Regions from separate parts of the Homo sapiens genome. Here region 2 is linked to region 1. The links are chromatin loops, found by intact Hi-C in ENCODE. Cell type or tissue: tibial artery. All regions are shown on one strand.

Region 1 (8,000 bases):
TTTGTGTTGTTTTTGGTTTTATAATCTTTGTCTAAAGCAAACAGAGTTTTGGGGAGGGAAAATCTATATTCACATAAAGACTAATTTCTGAAGTTCCTACCTTCACAACTTAGAGTACGATTAGCCATCCCACATCTGGGTAGAACACAAGCTACCAGACATCCAGAAATTAAAGCTCATCCTGTAGTTTTTTGTTTTTGTTTTTTGAGACAGAGTTTCACTTTTTCTACCCAGACTGGAGTCAATGGCGCTGTCTTGGCTCACTGCAATCTCTGCCTCCTGGGTTCAGGAGATTCTCCTGCCTCAGCCCCCGAAGTAGCTGGGATTACAGGCGTTTGCCAGCATGCCTGGCTAATTTTGCATTTTTAGTAGAGACCGGGTTTCACCTTGTTGGCCAGGCTGGTCTCAAACTCCTGGCCTCAAGTGATCCGCCCACCTCGGCCTCCCAAAGTGCTGGGATTACAGGCGTGAGCCACCATGCCCGGCCTCATCCTGTATTTTAAAACAGCACCTCCATCTTCTGCCTACACCCTGCTGTGTTATCTGCCCTATCTTGCCCTCCTTCAAACCTCACATCTTACCACAGTTAAATCTGAGACAGGAAATAGGGTCTCAGTATATTAAGGGCACATCAGAGGCCCAAGCAAATCCAAGAATTCCCCATGGCCATGAGGTCCAGCCAACATGCTGGTCTGTGCTAGAGCTCAGTACCTGTGTTCTGGAGCAGTTGACACAGCTTGTGCTGGGTGATGCCAGAAATACTGTGGAGGTAGCCAAAGGCACTCACAGCAGAGGCCACCTCCTTGTTGTGGGTATACAGAGCACCAAAGCGGAAGCCAGAGATGCCAAAATCCTAGAGGAAGAAAAGCAGGAACAGGAACAAGTGTTTTGTCTGCCTTCTATTCCTGGCTCCTCCTCCTTCCCTAGCCAAGGAGAGAAAGCAATGGCTCACCTTACTGGTACCCCAGATCACATGGGTCCTGTTGCTATCAGGCAAACTGAAGAAGAAGTGGAAAAATTAACTAAGGTTATAGAGAAATAGTTGATGAAGATTTGGGGTATAAGAGGGGAAAGTAGATTTGAGGTTGGTCCTAGACAGAAGGGCCTATAGGGCCCAAAGCTCAAGAAACAGTTGTCCCAGTTAAGCCAGGAAGTCAACACAAGGTATTCCTGAAGACCTAGAGGGCACAGAACCCAAGTGCCCACTGAATGAAGTCTAGGGCCTTCAGCCTGACATGTGGCTCTCCTACAGCTTGGCCAAAGCCACTTTCCTGGCAGTTGGCTCTTCAGATGTGGGTCACCATAATTTCTAGAACGTGCCCGAGTATTTCCTACTGCTCCACCTTTGGTGAAGCTATTCCTTCTGCCAGGCATTTCCTTCCCTTGCTTTGAATGCTGGAATCCCATCTCTATGGCCAGATACTACCCTTCAGAAGGTTCTGCCTCCTTTTTCTTTCCCTGTGCTCTACTTATCAAGAATCTCCTACCCTGGCATTTTATGAGGCTTTATTTTGACCTTTGACAGTAGACTTTCTACCTTGACCTCAAATTATCTTCTACACAAAATGGCATATAGACTAGAAGACATTTAGAGGGAAAGATGATGCTTTGTTTGTATTCACAGGCCCTGTGGGCAGTTAACTGGCTATGTGCTAGGAACTGAGTTAAGTTCATGTCACATAAACTCACCCTGCAAAACAAGAACCTTGTGGTTCTCGTTCCCAACTCCAGCTGAGACCAGCTCACCTTTTCATGCTCAGAATGCTGTGGAATGTGATGGATTCATCAAACACAGACAGCATGTAAATCTCATCTATGATCACATGTAGGTTATACCTGTAGATTAGATGAAAGAAGGAGAACAAGATCTAGCTTCTCTCTAATCTTTTTTCTTTGCATGCTTTTTACAAGCATCTTTGTAATCTTAAGTCATGTCTTTTATGGTGTTCTCTGGACACAGATCATGCACTCCTACTGCCCCAGCAGCCCATCTGACCCTCCAAGGGGCATAGTAAGGTAGATGGGGTGGTACATCAGAAGGGACCCTTAGACCTAGCTTGGGGGTAATGGGAAGGAATAGGATGCAAAAGACACATATGAGAACATCTTGTCTAACCTTAGCTAACCATTCAACCATCAAGCAGAGACTATGGGAAGAGGTTGGGTAGCCCAGAGAATTTTTAACTGGTAGAGTCAGGAGCTCCTAACTGCTTATGTGCCTCATTCATTCTCCCAACAACCCTCAGTACTGTCATCTCCATTTTAGATGAAGAAACTAAGGCGGGCCGGGCATGGTGGTTCAGGCCTGTAATCCCAGCACTTTGGGAGGCCGAGGTGGGTGGATCATGAGGTCAGGAGTTCAAGACCAGCCTGGCCAACATCGTGGAACCCTGTCTCTACTAAAAATACAAAAATTAGCTGGGTATGTTGGCGCATGCCTGCAGTTGTAGCTACTCAGGAGGCTGAGGCAGGAGAATTGCTTGAACCCAGGAGACAAATGTTGCAGTGAGCTGAGATCCCACCACTGCACTCCAGCCTGGGTGACAGAGCGAGACTCCATCTCAAAAAAACAAAAAACAAAAAAAAAAAAGAAAGAAAGAAAAAAAGAAACTAAGGTTCTGAGCTGTAAAGTCAATTCCCTCAATTAGCAGCTGCTATAGCTGGGAAGTGAACCCATTCTATCCAATTCTTGCCTACCCCCTCTAGCATTTTTCCTCCTGACCACACACTGCACCATTCATTGGTCTGTGTTAGTCATGAAGTTTGACTAAGTCTGTTTCTTATGGAAAATGGAAGGTTATAATTTCTAGAACGTGCTCTTAGAAAGGAATGTGAAGTTCTATAGGAACACGTCTTCATCCCACAAGGTCTGAAAGTGTCTTCCTCGGCACTCCAGCCCAAGTGGCTTCGGAAATGGATGCTGGGAGAAAGTACTTAAGCTTAAGTAGAGAAGTAACAAATTATATATTTTTAAGTGACATATTTCTCAGAAAACAAAACTATATTTTGACTGTTATATAAATGTCAATACATAGGCTGAGGCTAGAAAGGAAATGGCAAAAAATTTGAAGTGGTAAGCATGTGATTGCGTTTTCCTTCATTTTAATTTCAGTTAGTTTTACATAACTCTGCAAAGTATGGTGTATAGTGAGACCATTTAGGGTAAATTACTTTTTGAGACAAAGTCTCACTCTATTGCCTAGGCTGGAGTACAGTGGCATGATCTCGGCTCACTGCAACCTCCTCCTCCCGGGCTCAAGCAATTCTCATGTCTCAGCCTCCCAAGTAGCTGGGATAGTAGGTGCCCACCATGATGCCTGGTTAATTTTTGTATTTTTAGTAGAGACAAGGTTTCACCCTGTTGGCCATGCTGGTCTCGAACTCCTGACCTCAAGTGATCCACCTTCTCGGCCTCCCAAAGTGCTGGGATTACAGGCATGTGCCACCAGATCTGGCTCTTGATTACTTGACTATAAGTGATGGGAATCCTTTCAAGAAACATTACCTAGTCTCAAGGGGTAGAACTCATACCTCTTGGCAAATTCCAGGTATTTCATCAGTGAGTCTGGGGAGTAGATGTCACCCAGAGGATTCTGAGGGTTGATTAGCACAAGGCCTCGGACCTTTTTCCCCTAAGAAAAACCCAAATATAACTGAGTGAATACAAGTCCTTAGCATCTACCCTAAATTCAGCCAAGGATCTTTTATAGGTTAGGCACCCAAAAAGGCCTAGGTAGGGTCTTGAAGCAGCAACTACTATACTGCCCAAAGAGGGGAAACAGGAAGGAAGTCTGGGGCTGCCATAACATCCCCACAGGACTAGAGGGACACACCCCTGGATCATTTACTGTCTCTTCCAACTAAGGACAGCCCACCAGGTCTTGGTGAATAAGCAGTACCAGAATTTCAATACTCAAACCCCTTTTAGGACCAGCAGTGGCCATCCTAAAAATATGGTTCCCACCTTACCTCAAGCCTAGCTTCAAGCAGGGCTTCCTCTAACTTGTCCACAGTGAGCTGGAAAGGATGGGTGTTTGTAACAGTGACCTGGAAGAGAAACACTATGTGAGAAGTGTCTCTTAAAATCTAAGTCTTGATTCCTCATTCCCATAAGCCCCGCAATCCTTTGCCTTCATACCAGAGTGCCAGTCCACATGCCTTCTCCACCCCTACCCAACCACTTAGATGGGTAGAAAGCAAGCCCCTCTACCCCTTTAGGTGTCCCCAGAACAGTCCATTGTCTAGGCATACTGAGCAGGGAAGGGGCCCCATTCAGACCTCACTCTCCAGGTGGACAGGAATCAACTCAACCTTTGCATACAGGCGGGAGCTAAAGGCAAAGCCACCATAGAAGGGAGCAGGGACCAGGAAGGCCTCTGGAAACACAGAGAGACAGAGCTATCAGTCCAAAGTCTCCCAATCAGAGCCTGTTGCCAGGCTCCCCAAACTAGCAAAGCTATCGACAGAAAAAAAGTCAGTTTCACGATCCTTTCTACCTGGGGATTAATGTTCTTAGGTTCAGGTGCTATGAAAGTTATCCATTATTATAGACATCACTGGGGGAAACAAAACTCTAGTTTCTTCTTTGCGGGTACACTAGAGAAGAAGAGGGAAGAATATCACTGAGTAACTCAGAATCCAGGGCACAAGTCAAGCGAGGCTCACTAGCAGATGGAGCAATGGTTATCAGGAAAGTCTCAACAGATTCAGGCCAAATATCAGAGGTCAAGGTCCATGCACAAGGAGGGCTCCAGTTATTTGGACATGGTGATCTCACGTTCTTTTCTTCCCATCCATTTGGCCTTACTGATGAGCTGAGAGAAGCTCCTTTGCAGGAAAGGGACTATCTTAGCACTTCTTTTGATGCATCCAGAGCTCTTTAACATTGGAGCCTCTTGCTTAAGCATTGTTACCGGGGAGGTTCAGAACAGTCCACTCAACCTTGTTGGGTCCAGGACTAATTAGCCTTTTTCTGAAGAGATAAGAAATCTATATTGTCTGAGTCCATTGCCATGGCTGTCTGTATTGCAGCTGAGCCCAAAAGCCCAGCCATGAACATAGTAGGTAGGCTCCCATCATCATTCCTGGGGCATACCTCCTTGAGGTCCACCATGTCTCTCTTCCCTTAAATGGAGAATCCAAACCCCTTGTTCCCACAGAAATAGGAAGATAACCTAGTCAGTGTGGGAGAAGGCCCACCACTTTGGGGAAAAGGCCTTGAGTCAGGATGCTCTTCTTCCTCAAAGTCCAGTGCCCGTGTGTTCCTACCTGTGTTGCTAGTATTTCACTGAGAGTGAAAGGAGAGCCCACTGACTTACCGCCTGGATCACACAGAACCATGGCCAGGGCACAGAAGACAGAGCAGCAGCCATTTAGAACCACCACCTGAAGACAACACATGAGAGGCAGAAGTCAAAACCAATACCTATGTGAGAAGGGGTAGCCATGCTTTCTCCATCCCCCTGGGCAGAACAGGCACAGGGAGCCTCCTCAGTTGGGACACATTGGCCTTCATGCTGCCCTGGCCCTGAGAGTCTTCACTGGTTCTCCTTGTACCCCCTAGAAAGGGCAGAGCATCCTCCAAGAATATAGCCCTCCACCAGGGTGGCAGCAAGGCTGGGAAACTGACTCACATTTTCTGGGTCAAGTCGGGTAGGTGCCCTGCAGTAGTAGGTCAGGAACCGGGCCACTTCTTCCCGCAGGCTGTAAACAGACCCAGAGAGACCTTGTGGCTTCCGGGCCCCTTTCCTCACTCATGGTCTAGATGGTCATTGTCCAGCCTAACAGGGACCTTTTCTACTCAGTCCAACCTCATATTACAGGGCTACTGACTAAGACCATCAACTCCCCAAGTCACACAGACAATAAATGAGAGTTGGGACAAGAACTTAGGCCTTGGCCGGGCACAGTGGCTCATGCCTGTAATCCCAGCACTTTGGGAGGCCAAGGCGGGTGGATCACAAGGTCAGGAGATCAAGACCAAGCTGGCAAACATGGTGAAACCCCGTCTCTACTAAAAATACAAAAAATTAGCTGGGCGTGGTGGCGGGCACCTGTAGTCCCAGCTACTCGGGAGGCTGAGGCAGGAGAATGGCCTGAACCCAGGGGGCAGAGCCTGCAGTGAGCTGAGATAGCACCACTGCACTCCAGTCTGGGTGACAGAGTGAGACTCCATCTCAAAAAAAAAAAAAAAAAAAGAACTCAGGCCTTTTGAATTATTCCTACTATACCAGAATAACTATTCCTACTATACCAGGCTGCCTCCTGATGAAGTTTTGCTCTAGGCATTTTCTAGAAGTTATTACCCAAAGAGATAGGGAGGTAACCAACCAGGAATTTGGTGCCTTGAATCCTCCTTCTGGATAAGGACAGCTGCCTGTGGGACCAAGAGACTCTAAATCTGAAGGTCACTTACAATGGCTGCCCTCTCCAATCAGGGTACTGAAGCAAGGTGTCCTCAATGCAGTTCATGTCACTTTCTTGCAACTGTTGACAAATAGAACATGAAGACAGGTAGGCCAGGGAAGTTCAAGAGGCCTCATTCTACTCCTAGTTTGTACATGAGTGTTTGCCCTCCACATACATGACCTCCTAGAAAGGGAATGGGTATATACACTGCATGCTCCTTAATGAATGGAGGCTACCATCTTGTCATAAATTACACAAGTAGATACCTCACTGGGAAGTATTTGACCCAGAGGTTCCCATAGCAACTTTCCCACCATATACCTAATCAGAGAATATCTCTGGACAGTCAGCAAAGCCAGGAGGTTAAATGTGCTATTCTAGAAGCTATTTCTTCACTCCTCTTCCCAGGCTCCTATGTCTCACCCCTGTATCTACCATAGCTCAGGAGCACGCTAGGGGGACTAAGCCTTGAAGGGGTGGGTCCCAACACAGCCCAGAACATCCTTACTCTTTCAGTCATCAGATCCATGCAGAGCTTGTTCTCACTGGTGCCAAGGTTAATGAAACCCTGGAGATGGAAGGAATCCAAGATCAGGTCAGTCCTCTTGCTCCACCCTACATAGATCCCTTGAAACATTAGTTCAAATGGAGATCTCACTGCCTATGAGGCAATTCAATCCAAATTTGACAACTTTACACGTTAGGAAAGCTTTCCATGAACCCAAAATAGTACAGCTTGCAAATTTCCCCATTAGAGCCACATAAATAAGTTATGTCCTATCGACCAGTCATTGAGTTCTTATTATGTACCAGATACTAGACCAAGTGCTTCTTGTGAGTTGTCTTAATTCCTGAAAAGAAGGTTCTATATAATCCAGTTTAAAGAGTGAAGTTTAGAAAAGTTGAATAGCCTACTAGCCATGTGACCTTGGGTGAAAAGTAGAACTCTACCTACCTGACGCCTGAGCCTGGACCCTTAATCCCCAAGGCCCCATCTGGCACCTACCTCTGCTACTTCTCCTTACACATTAGGGCCTTCTAAGTTATTAGAGGAGAACAGAGATAGGAACAGAAGGGGAAGGTATAGCTAATGTCACCCTCCACCCTCTGGCTGGAGAGCTGCTAAGGACCCCCTTTCCTGGAAGCCTTTCATCAGTTCCCCATCGCCCTTAGGGTAACATTCCTTTTTTTTTTTTTTTTTTTTTTTTTTGAGACAGGGTCCCACTCTGTCACCCAGGCTGGAGTGCAGTGGCGCGATCTCAGCTCACTGCAACCTCCAGCTGCCGGGGTCAAGTGATCCTCCCACCTTAGCTTCCCAGATAGTTGGGACTATAGGTGTGTGCCACCACGCCTGGCTAGTTTTTGTATTTTTTGTAGAGATGAGGTTTCACCATGTTGCCCTGGCTGGTCTCGAATTCCTGGACTTGAGCGATCCACCAACCTTGGCCTCCCAAAGTGCTGGGATTACAGGCATGAGCCACCACGCCCAGCCTCTTAGGGTAACATCTTAACACCTCCCATCCACCTCTGTTCACACCTCCTGCCACAGCACCAGTGGTCCCTACTCTGGCCATTGGACCTCCTTTCCCAAT
Region 2 (8,000 bases), 370 kb after region 1:
TAAATGCCTCTGCACAAGCAAGGCCCTGGAGGCTGCAAGAAGCAGGAAAGCACAGGCATGTCTGGGACACAGGACGTCATCCAGGATGCATCCAAGGAAGGGTGCAAAGGAGGTGACATCAGAAACAGACACAAGGCCAAGATCAAAAGGGCCAAGGAGCCTGATGTTTGCATAGACATTATGAAACTTCTGACCTGTATGTGTAAGGTATAAGGAAGGGGTAACTTGATTGGAGGCTTCACTGGTAGATTAAACTTGCGCCAGAGTGAGTGTAAGATTTGGTAGGGAGGCAATATATTAGGAGAACATAGAGGAAGGTATGGATGCGAGAGAGACTGTAGTGGTAGATTCAGCAAGATTTGGCAATTTCCTGTCTAGATGTGCAAAGGAAAGCATGATTCTAAGACTTAGAGATGAGGGAGCAAACTGGCTACTTGATGCATCTAGCCACTGACATAATTTATTTGGTCCACAGAGTAAACCTGAGAAATTTGCATCAACTCTAAACAATTAAGAAACTTTCTATATGAAAATCTAGATTTGGGCTGCTGGTGAAAATCTGAGAGGACTGTGCCAGTGTTGCTGAAGGCTGCTACTAGAGACCATGCCTGGTTACCTGGACAGTGTCTTGACATGCATTACACCTGGTCCACTTCACTCATTTTACTTGACCTGCCTGAGGCATCAGAATTTGCCATCTCTGATTTGGAGCTTCATGACTAGCAAGACGATGACATAATTAGCAAAAATAAGGAAGTCCAGAACACGCTGGGGAGAGTAGAAAAGCTAAATTTTAGACATACTAAAATTGACGACTTTGATAATCATCTAGAAGGGAATATGCAGTGTCTTTAGAAATTTGAGGGAAAGTCGGGAAAAGATGCATGTGGATAAAATCAGAATCATCCCATCAGATAATATCTGCTATCATTTCTATAGTATTTAACATTGAAATGTCAGGTAGTGTTCTCAGTAGTCTAAGTATTCCACACACATTAAATCAGTTAGCCCCATTTAATCAGTATTTCCAATCTATAATTATCCCAATTTTACAGATGAGGAAACTGAGGCACACAGAAGTTAAGGTGATAACACTGTAACTAGCTGAGCTGGGATTCAAAAGTAGGTAATCTAGTTCCAGAGTCTGTATTAGGAGAACTTCGTCCTGAGGTTACTCTATATTTTTAGATTAAATAATTTCATTCTTAGAGGTTGGGAAACCGCTAATATTTGTTAGATTTGTAGCTGATAAGAGAATGTAAAAAGAGAAGATAATTCACAAAAATCATTATCCCTTAATATTAAAAAGACTGGAAGCCAGACACAGCTGGGACACATGCCTATAGTCCCAGCAACTCAGGAGGCTAAGGCAGGAGGATTGCTTGAGCCCAGGAGTTTGAGGCCAGCCTGGGCAATATAGTGAGACCCTGTCTCAGAAAAAAAAAAAAAAAAATATATATATATATATATATATATATATATATATATATATATATGTATGAATACCTTACTTAACAGATATTTCCATTAATTCAACAAAGGTACATTGGCACTTACTGTGTACAGACATTGTTCTAGGTGCTTGAGATTAAAAGACAAAGATCCTTGCCTTACAGTGCTCACATTCTAACAGAAACATCATAAATGAGCAAAGTATACAGTAGGGGAGATGGTGACAAGTGCTATGACAAAAAGGAAAAGTGGGGCAGGGTAATGGATAGGAGTGGGAGTGAGGGAGAAACGACTGTGAGTTTATAGGTAGGAGGGGCGGTTCCATTGAAAAGGTGATATTTCTGCAAAGACTTGAAGGAGAGTAAGAAGGGTCAGTCACATGGATATCTGGGGGAAGAGCATTCCGTGAAGAGGAAAAAGCAAAGGCCCCAAAGCAACAATGCCAAGGTTGTTCAAGGAACAGCAAGAGGTGTATGTGGGTGGAACGGAGTAAGAGTAGTGGAGATGAGGTCAGAGGTCAATGGAAGCAGGAAGCAGGTGGTTTAAAGCCTTGTTCAGGCCGGGTGCGGTGGCTCACACCTGTAATCCCAGCACTTTGGGAGGCTGAGGCAGGTGGATCACCTGAGGTCAGGAGTTCAAAACCAGCCTGGTCAGTATGGTGAAACCCCGTCTCTAATAAAAATACAAAAAAATTATCAGGGTGTGGTGGCACTCGCCTGTAGTCCCAGCTACTTGGGGGGCTGAGGCAGGAGAATCACTTGAACCTGAGAGGCAGAGGCTGCAGTGAGCTGAGATCACACCACAGCCCTCCAGCCTGGGTGACAGAGCAGGACCCAGCTTCAAAAAATAAAAATAAACATAAATATAAAATAGAATAAAATAAAATAAAGCCTTATTCAAAGCCACGAGACAAATACTGAGTTTTAATCTGAGTGGGTGAGAAACCACTAGAGAGATCTAGGCAGAGCATCACATAATCTGACCAAAGCTTGTCAAGGATCACTGTGGCTGCTGTGTGAGAATCAACTGCAGGAGAGCCAAGGTGGAAGCAGAGAGATAAGAAACTTGTTATTAGAGAGACAAGAGTCTGTGGTGGCTTAGAACTCACTAGATTCTGGATATTTTGAAGTTCAGAGTCAACGGGATTTCCTAAAAGGCTGCATGTGGTGAAGACTTAAAGATAACTCTAAGGTTTTTACAAATGTAATTGAAAAATTATAAATAACCAAATTTTTTGAAGTCCTTCCTATCTTAGATTTACTCACTAAGGGGATCTATATATAAAGGAACTGCTTAGTAAATCTTTTACCCAAGCAAGGAATTCTTCTGCAGTAGCACTAGTCATCTCCTAATTGGTCTGTTCATAATTTTAGATTTTCAAGTGTATACCTGCTGAGTGAACTACAATTATTTCTTAGTTTCAACAATCCCTTTTCATCCAATAAGAGTAATCTATACAAACAAATGATGCTCTTAAATATATGTTACTTAATATTCATAAAAATACAGTAAGGACTATACTAGAACCTCATTTACATCTCATTTAATTGTCATAATAATCCCGAAAAGTATCATCCCCCTAAAAAATGAAAGAAGTTATGCTCAGAGGTTAACTATTTTTGCCTAAGGTCAACCAGCTTAGTAACAGCACAGCTTGCCCACTGACTCCAAAGCCAATCTGTTTGTTAGCTATACTGTTTCCCAATGTAATACTCTTGAGAGGCACCAATTGTTCAAGTTCTTAAACTGTCTAGCCCTTCCTCTCTTCCACAATGACTAGGTTATTTAAATGGAAATAACTTCACTAAATGGTGGCAAAGATAACTTTCCAGAAACTGGATAGTTTTCCTGGAATTGCCAGTTAGAGATAGGGCAAACGCATTGTTTTGTAGACAAAAATCGACAAATAAAACAAAGCGTTCTTTCTGATACAGATTTGTGGCAAGCTTCTCAACTACCACACCATGGTATTATGGAGTTACCATGACAACGCAATAACCTAGTTTCAGTGTTTCAATAACCCCATCACTCAGTCCCTGTAAGAGAAGAACTTCCCATACCACAGTGATCAGACTTTTCCCCCAGACAGAAATGGTCTCTGAGAGATGATAACTAAGAAGTGCACAAAAGTAGCATCCCTTACAAAAAGCATAAATTCCCATTTTATTGTATTCATTAAATTTTTTTTTTTTTTGAGACAGAGTGTTGCTCAGTTGCCCACTCTGGAGCGCAGTGGTGCAATCTCGGCTCACTGCAACCTCCGCCTCCTGGGTTCAAGCTATTCTGGTGCCTCAGCCTCCCGAGTAGCGGGGACTACAGGTGCATACCACCACACTTGGCTAATTTTTGTATTTTTAGTAGAGATGTGGTTTTGCCATGTTGGCCAGGCTGGTCTGAAACTCCTGGCCTCAAGTGATCCGCCCACTTCAGCCTCCCAAAGTGTTGGAATTACAGGCATGAGCCACTGCGCCCAGCCAATTGACATTTTAAAAAAGGCAATTTTAACTGAGTTTATCTGAATACCTAGACTGATCTATCTCTGTGTAACAATGTTTTCCCAAAGAGGGCCGGCAATAACTCTAGGGAAGTCATAGAAACAAGAAATTCGGCTTACAGTTGCAAACACAACAGTGTTACCCTTCTGCTTAAAATCACCTCAACTGCTTTCCACTGCTCCAGGATAAAGGCTGAAGGCCCTGCTCATTGCCCTTCTTGCCTCTCCAGTTCCATGGCACTCATATCTGAGCTTTCCTGGCTCGTCACTCAGCCCTCGTTTCATGAGGGCCCTGCCCTTTCCTGCCCTAGGAATTTAGCAACTGCTTTTCCTTCTGCCAAGAACATTCTTCCCTCTGCCCTTCCTGTCACTCCAGCTTGCTCACTTACACTCAACCGCCAGATCTCAGCTGAGGCACTGCTTCCCCAGCACAGCTCTAGAACTTTCCCTCACAAATTCTCATAGGACCAAATACTTCCTGTTCTCACCACTTACCATAGCACAGTTTATTCATTTTGTTACTGTTTGTCATCCCATTGGACTATTATAAGGTCTATAGTTAGCACTCAACAGTATTTGTGGTGGATAAATGGGCAAATGAATAGTGTTATGTCATACTCTCCACCAAGCCCAGTGAGGGCTTTGCTCACCCTGCCTCCCTAACCTTAATCTCAATCCATCCCAGATGACATGCATATGAATTGCTACATGTTGTTTTGCTAAGAGTGACAAGAAGGGAAATGAAATAAAGGATGCACTGTTTTTAAAATATACATTTAACTTATCCTTATCTACAAATAGCTTTTAATGGCACTGAAACTGATCTATTCAAATCCGTTTACCCATGCATTCTAAACTTATAAATTTTGTTATGTAAATCTGACAAATTTTTCTGAAACTGAAAGAAATAAATTATCCTCAATTCAACCAACCAAAACCAACAACAACAAAAAATTAGTTTTAAAGCTCAACACTCTCAGTTGCAAGTAGCAATGGTAATCTCAGTTATCTGACAATGTAGTCACCCAGATATCAACTCTTTCTTCTAAACCCTACCCTGGCAATTAGCTCAGGTAATCAGAGCACAGTGCTACTAAGGCTAATAATACTATAATAATAACAAGTTATCAAGCACTTATGTACTATCTGTTTTACAGAGAATAAGTATTCTCATTTACCCTTCACAATAAGCCTATGAAATCTGTAGGGAAGCTAGAATTCAAGTCTAGGTTTGGGTCTCCAAGTTCAAGTTTGACCTCTAAATAGGAAAGTTAGTGTTGCACAGAAAGAAAGAACAGGAAAAAAAAAAAAAAAAACAGGGTGGGAGCAATGGGGGCTAGTCGGGAGGGGAGTGAGGGAAAAAGATATTCAGGGAATGTAAACTCAGGATCTGTAATCCCAGGAAACCTCCCTCTTTGGTTTTTCCTCCAAATCAAATAAAGGTATGCTTTTAGGTCCAATCTTCAGTTGCATCTGTTTCCTCTTATGTAGACTCCAGCACTAGTACTTGAAAGTTGCCCTGCCAACTTTAATCTGCAGAACTTTTTCCATTTAGGCACACGTACTCCCTTTCGGGAGCCAAAGGGCAGAATAAACAAATATTCAAAAACATTTATGACTAAGTTTGTTTCTCTGCCTTCCCTCACCTTCCCTGCCTCTGCGAAAAACATAACCCATGTAATGACTACTGCGATCAACATTGGCTCGCCAGTAAGAACAGGTATCTATACCCCAATACTAGAATGTCAACAGCAAGCATATGACATTTACCAAGCTGGACCTCCAGGGAGTCACTAAATCCATTCAAGAATGCCAGAGCGATAAACAGAAAATAGCATTCGAAGTCAAATCCCACCATTCTGATGACTGTCAAACCCTTTGCTTTGTTAAGCACCTTAGTAACTTTCCAGTATTTTCTCATACGACAAGATTTATGGTTGCAAATCTGAAGAAAATCCCAAGCTACTTGATCCCAAAATGTGCCAACTATTCTGCAATCCTTCCAGAAAAATCATGAATGTGCAAATTTGAAACTGTGCCTTTTTTTGGTCTGAGATTGTTCTTAAAAATAAAACAAAAATTTAAATTTTAAAAAGTGAAAGTGTGTCTTCAATCAAAAAGCTTTTAATAAAGTTTGTAGGTATAAAGAAATCTACTCCCGAGTACTCATCCAGTCTGTAGGCCCATCACCAACATACAGTGTACGAATGTTGCAGAACGGATGACTTGGTTTCAAATCCTGACTCTGCAATTTAATAGCTATGAAACCATAGATAATGAAAGCAATTTACTAAACCCTCTGATTCTTCCTCTGTCCACTGGGGACAACGGAGCACAGCTCAAAGAGGTTAAAAATAATCTCAAGTTCCTGGCACATTTCAAGCACCCATTCAATAAATGATAGTTATTAATATTTCTTCTGGGTTGTCAATTTAAATAACTAACATTTCATATATAATTCTTCAAATCATGTGATATCACAAACTCTTGTTAAAGAAAGACACCTACTATTAATAAGCTCTAGTTACACAAGTATTCTTCAGTCATTTGAGGTTAACCCTGTGCAGTTAACCAATGTGAAAACAGAAATTGTGATTATACCTGTGATTTTGAGAATCCTTTGATGCATGTTTTCATGAATGGTTTTTCCAGAGGAGAACCACACCATTCCATGCCATTTTTAAGTCCTCACTATCTACTGAATTAGGAGAACCTTGGAATACTGCAAAGCCAAACGAGTTCCATCAGCAACCAGAAGCTACATCTTAGAGATTTGCTAATGTAAACATCCAGAGGGTAGAACAAAGGGTTGAAGACTTTTTTTGTGAAATCTGACCTCACTCCACAAAACAGAATATTATTCAGCAATACAAACAAAATGAAGTACAGATTTCATAGATGAAACTTGAAAACATTATGCAAAAATCAAAGAGCCACTAACAAAAAAGAACACCTATTGTATGATTCCATTTATATGAAATATCCAGAACAGGCAAACCTACGTAGACAGAAAGTAGATTGGTAGTTGACTAGGGCTGGAGCGGGTGGGGGTCAGGGAGTGAAGGGCCTAATGGGTACAGCATTTCTTTTAAGGAAGATGAAAATGTTCTGAAATTAGATTTGATGATGGTTGCACAACCCTGTGAACATAAGTAAAAACCTTGAATTGTACACTTTAAATGGGCAAATTGTATGGTATATTAATTATATCCCACTAAAGTTGTTTTAAAAAATCTAACTCACTAACTGATTAGTGGATCATTTATTCTTCACTGCGTGTAACAATATCCTCTTCATTAAAAACTAAAAATAAGTGCTCAGAGTGCTGTCTTATGTTTAAAGTTATAAAATATCTTGACATTGGAAGTCTACTTACCTTGCCTTTGCATCTATCATCTCCACTTTATTTCAATAGCAATCATTTTAGATGAACTCCAGCAATGGAAACTACTCAAATACTTGCAAAATGTATTTATGGTCAAACCACATTCTACAGATCACATTTTTTATTGCTCTATAGCAGTGACTGTTCTTTCCTTTATTTAATACAAACTGACCACCTTTGTTATCAATCTTTTTTTGATTACTTGCTACACTGACCTTCAAACACCTGAAACTCCACATTCACAGGATCTCCTTTTGTTCTCCTAAGAAATACAGGAAGTATTCGGGTAACAATGACAAAGAAGTCTTACTTACTAAATTGGCTAAACCCACCTTCTAGGGGTATAGGGAACACAGGGGATTCACCTGAGTGGGAATGTTACTGGTGAGAACTAGGAGAAAGAGATGGCCCAGCTCTTGACCAGGAGATGGAGATAAATTAGAGTGTGGGCCAGCCAAGTAATGGACAGTCTTGAAAGCCTAACAACACTAAGGAAACTGTTATCTAGAATATTTTACTGATTGTGAAGCATACCTGTATTTCAAGTTTTTCAAAGTTTTTGTTCTTAAATTTAGAAGAGCCAATTTGTGAGAAAAGACAAAAAGTGAGAATCCACGCTTTCTGCCCCTCAGATCCTAAAATCTGAGGCAGACAGATTAAACATACTCA

What was found. Hi-C counts contacts between places; a loop is a spot of excess contacts. Peaks named below come from ENCODE experiments on the same cell type or tissue, not always from the same donor. Only the 100,000 strongest peaks of a DNase experiment are listed, where the experiment ranks them.
Region 2: it touches region 1 in a loop (8-fold over the local background); 7 of 110 quality-filtered maps call a loop at or near these places.

The regions. Positions count from the first base shown.
Region 1 is chr11:44,049,038-44,057,037 of GRCh38, reverse strand. ACCSL (1-aminocyclopropane-1-carboxylate synthase homolog (inactive) like) reads right to left here. Exons shown (of 14, transcript NM_001031854.2): 2 at 6,917-6,976; 3 at 6,416-6,486; 4 at 5,634-5,703; 5 at 5,319-5,385; 6 at 4,279-4,376; 7 at 3,970-4,047; 8 at 3,532-3,632; 9 at 1,747-1,836; 10 at 953-998; 11 at 712-853. Among named protein-coding and RNA genes, the nearest start is that of ACCSL, 5.1 kb to the right of the region's middle. In tibial artery, no CTCF peak of the experiment used is centred here; no DNase peak of the experiment used is centred here.
Region 2 is chr11:43,683,858-43,691,857 of GRCh38, reverse strand. All of the region lies in intron 1 of HSD17B12 (hydroxysteroid 17-beta dehydrogenase 12), which reads right to left. Among named protein-coding and RNA genes, the nearest start is that of HSD17B12, 7.1 kb to the right of the region's middle. In tibial artery, no CTCF peak of the experiment used is centred here; a DNase peak (open chromatin) is centred at 4,245; H3K27ac peaks cover 1,659 bases.